Linked DNA regions of Homo sapiens: region 1 is linked to region 2. A link is an interaction called in ENCODE POLR2A ChIA-PET data of the cell type or tissue named here. Cell type or tissue: K562. All regions are shown on one strand.

Region 1 (4,000 bases), 85 kb after region 2:
ACTCCCTGCCTGGCCAGAAGCCTCTGGGAGGCTCTGTCTGAGTCACTTGTTCTACCAGGGCAAGGTGAGTCCTAAGCAGGCGTCTTCATCTTTGGTTTCCCAGGAGCAGTGAGGCCCACGCCAGACCCCTCTCTCCACTATCCCCTCACACGCACAGGGGGCGGGACTGTCCTTACCCGCAGGCCCCACCCTGCAGAGGGGGCGCACCCATCACCATGGCCGAGGTCCCGCCAGACCCCGCAGGGACCACGTCCACCAGGGGCTGCCGGCCATCCTGAACCACCCAGACCCCCTCGCAGACGGCTCCAGGGCCCCGCTCTTCCAGGCTAAACCACGGCCCTGTTGCTTTGATGCTGGTGTTTTTAGCGCCGTGGCAGCCGTAATGGGGGTGGCCTCAGGGTGCGGACGGTGTGATCATGGCAATGTGGCCAGAAGAATAGGGGCTGGCCTGGGGTGGTCTCTCCCCGGCGTGGGAACAATGACATCCCCACAGAGACGGCAGGGGGCACGCTCAGTGCTCACTGGAGGGGGCTGGCCTCCTTCCCTCTGAAGGAAAGGCCCTAAATGGGAGAAGCCCCGGATGCCGGACCCCCTCACGCCCCTCAGCGCCCACAGGTACCCGGATGCCGGACCCCCTCACGCCCCTCAGCACCCACAAGTAAGAGCGAGCACCTATCCAGAGGAGCAAACACCCTTTCCTAACCCAGAGTCCATGCTCCGAATGCTTCCTGGAGAGAAGGTGCTGCGTTCTGCTCACGTGCTTCACTTCCCAACTGCGAAACACATGGGGATGGGGAGGACGGAGACAGCGGGCGTGGGAGGACGCGGACGCCGGGTGCGGGAGGACGGGGATACCGGGCGCGGGGGCACAGCGTGCCCCTGGCCGCGAGAGCTGACACCCACATCCCCCGGCCCCCCGCCACCCTCCAGGGCTCAGCTGCACTGCAGGAGACAGCGGGCTTTAATTTTCTGGACAAGCTTTTTGAGATGCAGCGGACAGACGATTCACAACGAAGAGAACAGCATTTCTCAAATGCAGGAAACTCCCGCGCCAGTTGTTCCCAACGGCTCCCAGTGGCTCTGACCAGCCGCCCGCAGCGCCCACTACCCACGGCCTCGTCCTCGCGCCCCCAGGCCAGTGCGATGAGCCTCGTTTCTGAAAAGCGGGAAAGGGGCCGCGTCAAAGGATGTACTAAAATAACCCGACGGCACCGAGGGCACGTCTGCGGTTACGAGGAGCTTCCACGGCAACTGAGAGCTTTCTATTCTCGTTTGTTTTTAAATTATGCACAAATTCTATTTTTATCCAATTTGTGGTCCACCAACTGAAAGAGAAAACTAACCCCCAAAACCCCCTCTTTTTAGCTGCTTTTACCTCACACTTGCAGAGACAGAAATCCACTCTGCCACAGATACATCACAAAACTCTTTAAATTACTAATTTCTACAAATGAGATATGCTGACAGCTCCTGACATTCTCCGTGCAGGGGACCGTTTTCTCCCGCGTTTCAATGGAAAGGGCTCCTTCTGTGGAAACGCAGAGCCAGCCTCTCCCGTGTCGCTGCTGCGCACACACGGGCCACTTGATTTGGAATAATTGTTGAGGGTACATTTTAAAGATATTTTTAATTACTGTTTCAAGTTTCCTGAGTCCTCCAGAACACCTGGATCCTCTCAGTGGCATCTGTATTGATAGATTTCTGCACCCTCAGCCCAAGACACCCAGATGGCAGAACCAGAGACGGGATTCCAGAAGATTCCAGAAGACGCAGGGAGAGTACCCAAGCACTGAGCTGTGTCCGCAGAGACGGGCGGCACCAGGCACCGGCGCTACTCACAGGCAGGTGAAAATACATCCATTAAAACCCAGGGCTGCCTGTAGTCCCAGCTACTCGGGAGGCTGAGGCAGGAGAATCACTTGAACCCAGGAGACAGAGGTTGCAGTGAGCTGAGATCACACCACTGCACTCCAGCCCGGGTGAGAGCGAGACTCCGTCTCAAAAAAAAAAAAAAAACAAACAAACCAAAAAACAAAACAAACAGAAACCTCAGAGCTCTCTCCACACTCATGGTCCTGCTTTACCCTCCAAGTAACAGCCTCGATTCCTACACCCGCCCCTCATCCAGATACAGTGAAAAGGGCGACGTCAGTGCCCCTCACCGACATAATTTACAGCAAATAGGGTGGACTGGGCCATTATTTCTCTATTGCTTTATTTCCACTCCTCCTTTCACAGCCTCGTTTCTTGTCCTATCTAATATCCTTCCCACTGAGCAATAACAAGCTTTCGGTCAGTAAAAACCGAGGCAGGGATGGGGAGGTGCAGGCCTGCAGTGACGGAGCGTGGTGCAGCGCTGTCTGACCTTTCCCACCTGGGAGGGTGGAGACTTTAAATGTCAAACGGGCCACTGTGCGCTCAGGTGTCTCCCGCATTTCCTTGCTTCAAGCACCAACGAGGGAGGTACTAATTGGCATCAAGCACACAGGCCACAAACATCACATTAACATCATCTGCAAGTGCTGGCGAAAACGCCTCACCCCAGCGCCCTGCCCGCTAATTCCCTGCCGCCGGCTGCTGCGTTGGCAAACAGCCATTTGTCCCTGCGGCCACCTTCTCTCCACTATTTATCTAAATGGAAGAAAATAAAAATACGAGGCACTCTGCTGAACACCCCTTCCGGCTTGCATCATTCCCTAAATAACGGGGCTGGGGCACCCGGTTTTTTGCTGTTGGGGTGTGCTCGGAAAACATCCTCTGTGCTGCCGCGTAGCCTGGAGCCCTGGGGCTGGACACACTTGCTGCTCTGTGGCTGCCAAAGCAGCAGATCTAGGGCCTGGGGCCTATAGCTGACGAGGTAACAGGTGGAACGAAGAAAATGCCAACACCCACGGCTACCCGGGATCCACATCAACACCTGGGGTGCAGAGGGAGCATGGCTCTGTGCAGACGCTGCCCGTCCCTGGCGCGGTCATTACACCCCTCCCTCGACAGCCTAACTCCACGTGGCTTTCCCGCAAGGTGTGAGGAAGGTGAGGAAGCCACACCACAGCCCGGGGGAGTCAGGCCCACCCCAGCAGGGACGCGGCTGCAGGGTTGCCAGGCCCAGGCCTACCCCGGCAGGGATGTGGCTGCCAGGCCCAGGCCCGCTCTGGAAGCCACTCCTCCTCTCCTCGGGGAGCACCTTGAGCCCTGGTGCCCCCCAGCACCCAAGCCCAGAGTATGGGATCCTGCAAGCCTGGGTGGGCCACAGAACCTGCATTTCTGAGGGTCCCCCACCAGGCGAGGCTGGTGCTGCTGGTGAGAACTCCTGCCTCCAAGTTCAGAGGCTTTAGAGAGGGGAGAATCAACCCCCAAAACATCCACACCACAGGCAGCATCCACGGATACGAGAGCTGCTTCGGGCAAATCTGAAAACAACGAGAGAGGGCCTGCACGTGTGGAAGCAGGAGGAGCTGTGGCATGCTCCCATTCCAGCTCAGAGGCGGTGAGCAGCCGCCCGGGACTAACCACGACAGAGCATTCAGCTGGCCTGGCTGGGAGAGTCTAAGCACAGTTAGCTGTGGCTCCAAAGTTACTTTTTGACCACAAAAGCACCAAGTGACGTGCGAGTCTGGCCGCAGTGCCTACCTGCACGATGGGGTGTCCTCCGGCCGACGCCTTCACGGCCCCCCGGCTGCCCTCCGTCTCGTAGTGGGCTCGGTGGTGGGACTTGGGCTGCACCTCAATCCGAAGCTCATACGGGCCTGAGTGGGACGGCAGCTGCCAGTCCAGGGCGGGCAGGGTCGGGCTGGAAGGGAACAGAGCAGAGGAGGCGTTCAGCACCACACAGACCTCGCCCGGGCCACACGTGCCCGTGCTCACCCGTCGCCATCTTGGGTGGACACTTCATCGGCGAGTGCACGTCCTGACATGGAGATGGAGAAGCCTGTGTCAATGCAGTGCTTACTCATCGTGACCTGTGGCCACGGCCCGGCCAGTTCTCTAAGATGGAAACATT
Region 2 (4,000 bases):
GACACACACATCAGTGGACACCCCCCCCCACACACACAAAACGCATCAGCAGATACCCCCCCACACACACACAGACACAAACATCAGTGGACACCCCCTCCCCATACACAAAACAAAACACACATCAGCAGACGGCCCCCCCCAACAGACACACACATCAGTGGACGCCCCCTCCCCACACACAAAACACACACATCAGCAGACGCCCCCCCACACATGCACAGACACACATATCAGCAGATGCCCCCTCCCCACACACAGCAGACAACCTCCCACACACAAAACACACACATCAGCAGACGCCCCCACACACACAGACATACACATCAGTGGATGCCCCCCCCACACACACAGACACACACATCAGCAGACGCCCCCCCCCCCACACACACAGACACACACATCAGGGGATGCCCCCCCCCACACACATACACATCAGTGGATGCTCCCCACACACACACAGACACACACATCTGTGGATGCACCCCACACACACACAGACACACACATCAGTGGATGCTCCCCACACACACACACACACATCAGCAGACGCCCCCCCCCCCACACACACAGACACACACATCAGCGGATGCCCCCCCCCCCACACACACAGACATACACATCAGCGGATGCTCCCCCCACACACACAGACACACACATCAGTGGATGCCCCCCCACACACACATACACATCAGTGGATGCTCCCCACACACACACAGACACACACATCAGTGGATGCCCCCCACACACACACATACACATCAGTGGATGCTCCCCACACACACACAGACACACACATCAGTGGATGCCCCCCACACACACACAGACACACACATCAGTGGATGCTCCCCACACACACACACATCAGTGGATGCTCCCCCCCTACACACACACACACAGACACACACATCAGGAGACGCCCCCCCCCACACACACAGACACACACATCAGCGGATGCCCCCACACACACATGGACACACATCAGTGGATGCTCCACCCCCCACACACAGACACACATATCAGCTGATGCCCCCACACACACATGGACACACATCAGTGGATGCTCCCCCCCTACACACACACACAGACACACACATCAGCAGACGCCCCCCACACACACACAGACACACACATCAGCGGATGCCCCCACACACACATGGACACACATCAGTGGATGCTCCCACCCCCATACACAGACACACATATCAGTGGATGCCCCCCCCCACACACACAGACACACACATCAGCGGATGCCCCCCCACACACAGACACACACATCAGTGGATGCTCCCTCCCACACACACACCAGTGGATGCTCCCCTCCTACACACACACAGACACACACACCAGTGGATGCCCCCCCCACACATACACAGACACACACATCAGTGGATGCCCCCCCCCACACACAGACACACACATCAGTGGATGCCCCCCCACACACACACACATCAGTGGATGCTCCCCTCCTACACACACAGACACACACATCAGTGGATGCCCCCCCCCCACACACACATATCAGTGGATGCCCCCCAACCACACACAGACACACACATCAGTGGATGCCCCCCCCGACACACAGACACACACATCAGTGGATGCCCCCCCCACACACACACAGACACACACATCAGCGGATGCCCCCACACACACGGACACACATTAGTGGTGGATGCACCCTCCCCCCCCCACACACAGAGTCTTCTGCTGCTTGGCTATACTTATTTTTCAGTCATTTCTCCGGTACTAGCTTAAATGTGCCTTAAACTTTTTTTATGTGGGGGTGGGGGAGGCAGGTGGCCAGAGGCGCCAGCGGAGCAGGATGTCGGAGCTGCCACTCGCCTTCCACTGTGCTGTGAGAGCCACCGGGACACGTCAGCATCTCCCCTGTTCTGAAATCAACACCGAGACACACCGAGTCCCTCCGGAGGCATCTGCAGAGGCAGCAACGCCACGCGAGGGCTGCCGACTCTCCAGCTCCAACATTTCGTCCGGACCTCCCGGCAGCGCAGCGGGGGATCCCCTCCCGTGAGGGGCCCGGAGGGGCTTCGAGAAGGCTGTCGCCTGATGGGCTCCGTCAAGTTTCCCCCTGCAGACCCTCATTCTACCAGTTTTGATTCCATTTTAAATCTGACTTCCAAGTGGCACCCCTGCCGACGGTCAAAACGCCCCCTCTCCTGGTGTGTGCCCTCCATCCCCGCTTCCTGGGGGCAGCCGGTTTCTTGCTGTCTGGACAACAGAGCTCTGCCAATGCCACTTATCTCGCCCGTCCAGGACTTTATCACCAACTGTCCTACTTCCGACTCCAGCAAAGGAGCGACAGCGAGCACGTCTGTGCTTGGCTGTGACTAACAGGGCCTCTGAATAAAGTGAAAATAATCCCACTTTAAGCTGCAAGAGGAAAGACCCACAGAAGGAAAGTCCTTCACGGACGGAGACCCAGGATCCTGAAATGCAGTGCGTCCCTTCAACGTTCTGAGAATAAAAATTTAAACATGCAAGCCCCGGGAGGAAAAGCAATTCCTAAAACATGGCAGAAACAACATAAAAAAAATCTTGCTGTTGTTTTAAAAACTGACCTAAGACCAGGCATGGTGGCTCACACCTGTAATCCCAGCACTTTGGGAAGCCAAGGCGGGAGGATCACTTGAGGCCAAAAGTTCAAGACCAGCCTGGGCAATGTAGTGAGACCACCCCCCATCTCTACAAACAAATGTAAAAATTAGCCAGACATGGTGGTGTGCACCTGTGGTCCCAGCTACTTGGGAGGCTGAGGTGGGAGGATGGCTTGAGCCCAGGAGGTTGAGGCTGCAGTGAGCTGAGATTGTACCACTGCATTCCAGCCTGGGTGACAGAGCAAGACCCTGTCTCAGGAAAAAAAATAAAAAAATAAAAAATAAATAGCCTGATCTCCTGTTTTCCAGGAAAGCCCGAGCCTTGTAAGGGTTTTTCAGATGGTAGTGAAACAACTTGGAAGTCAGCAATTCCTAAGGATTTTCCAAATCTTCTCAGACTAAAATTCTCCCACTTTCCTGCTGCCTTGTTCAAACCATGGTTCGGAGATCTGTGAGCAGCCTGCCAGCCGCCGGAGGCTCTGAAGCCTTTCTGAGGCGAGGTCTTTGCACCTGAACGCTCTGGTAGAACAAGGTTTAGCAAAAGGGAGCCTGGAAGGGCCCATCCTCACCTTCTGCCCAGTCCTGCAGGGCTCAGGACACATCCTGGGGGCTAATCTGTGGGAAGAGGTTTGACTGAGACCCCGTTCTGCTCTGTGAATGGGCGGACTCTTCAGCATCTCACACGGAGAAACAACTTCCTCCTGGATCGGAGCCCAAGTCAGGGATAAGGTGCCTCCTGCCTGCACCGTGGGCACTGGCCGCCTTGTTACAGAATCAACGGCCGTCCACTGAGGGACACCGGGTGCCAGGGGTCCTAACACCCCTCCAGAGCACCCGGCACAGCTCTCCTTGGAGCTGGGTGCTACCCTTAGTCTCGTTTTGAAGACAGGACTGGGCGGTCAGGTCAGCCCATCCTCACACTGCGGTGAGTAGCGGGGGCAGGAGCAGCCTTGCTGTGGGCCACGCCCTGGGCAATGAGCGGTGGCTCCTTGGGGGATCTCAGATTTTTCCAAGTCTGTTTTCTATATGGCTGAACGATGTGACAAAACACTTGTCAAGGACACCCTCTCAGGTGCTCTGATCTGCATCTTTCACGAGCGAGAGGGGGGGTGCCAGGCACTTCCTGGTGGACCTTCAGTTACCGCCCATCAGAACACAAGCAGGCAGCGCGAAACATGCTGGGCCCGGGGGCTCCATCGCCCTTTACACTGCCACACTCAGCTTCCACATGTTCTACTGTGGGCGTGTGCCCCTCCTTCATGTTTCTGGGGTTCATGGGGACATTAGTGTTGTCCTTCCCTTTCTGTCTCAAAGAATTGACTGTGCCTGTCATTGGACGCAGCGGCTGCCATGAATGTCGACCGGGAAAGCGATGGGAAAAG

The links. ChIA-PET counts read pairs that join two places held together with the same protein. Peaks named below come from ENCODE experiments on the same cell type or tissue, not always from the same donor. Only the 100,000 strongest peaks of a DNase experiment are listed, where the experiment ranks them.
Region 1: POLR2A ChIA-PET joins it to region 2 with 5 read pairs; 5 of 35 experiments call an interaction of 5 or more read pairs at or near these places.

What each region holds. Positions count from the first base shown.
Region 1 is chr18:79,433,369-79,437,368 of GRCh38, reverse strand. NFATC1 (nuclear factor of activated T cells 1) reads right to left here. Exons shown (of 10, transcript NM_001278669.2): 3 at 3,631-3,790. LOC124904334 (a long non-coding RNA gene) reads right to left here and starts at 3,621. Exons shown (of 2, transcript XR_007066426.1): 1 at 1-3,621. In K562, no CTCF peak of the experiment used is centred here; no DNase peak of the experiment used is centred here.
Region 2 is chr18:79,518,225-79,522,224 of GRCh38, reverse strand. All of the region lies in intron 9 of NFATC1 (nuclear factor of activated T cells 1), which reads right to left. It overlaps LOC102723506 (a long non-coding RNA gene), which reads left to right. Exons shown (of 3, transcript XR_935689.3): 3 at 1,800-2,904. Among named protein-coding and RNA genes, the nearest start is that of NFATC1, 120 kb to the right of the region's middle. In K562, no CTCF peak of the experiment used is centred here; DNase peaks (open chromatin) are centred at 1,913 and 2,270.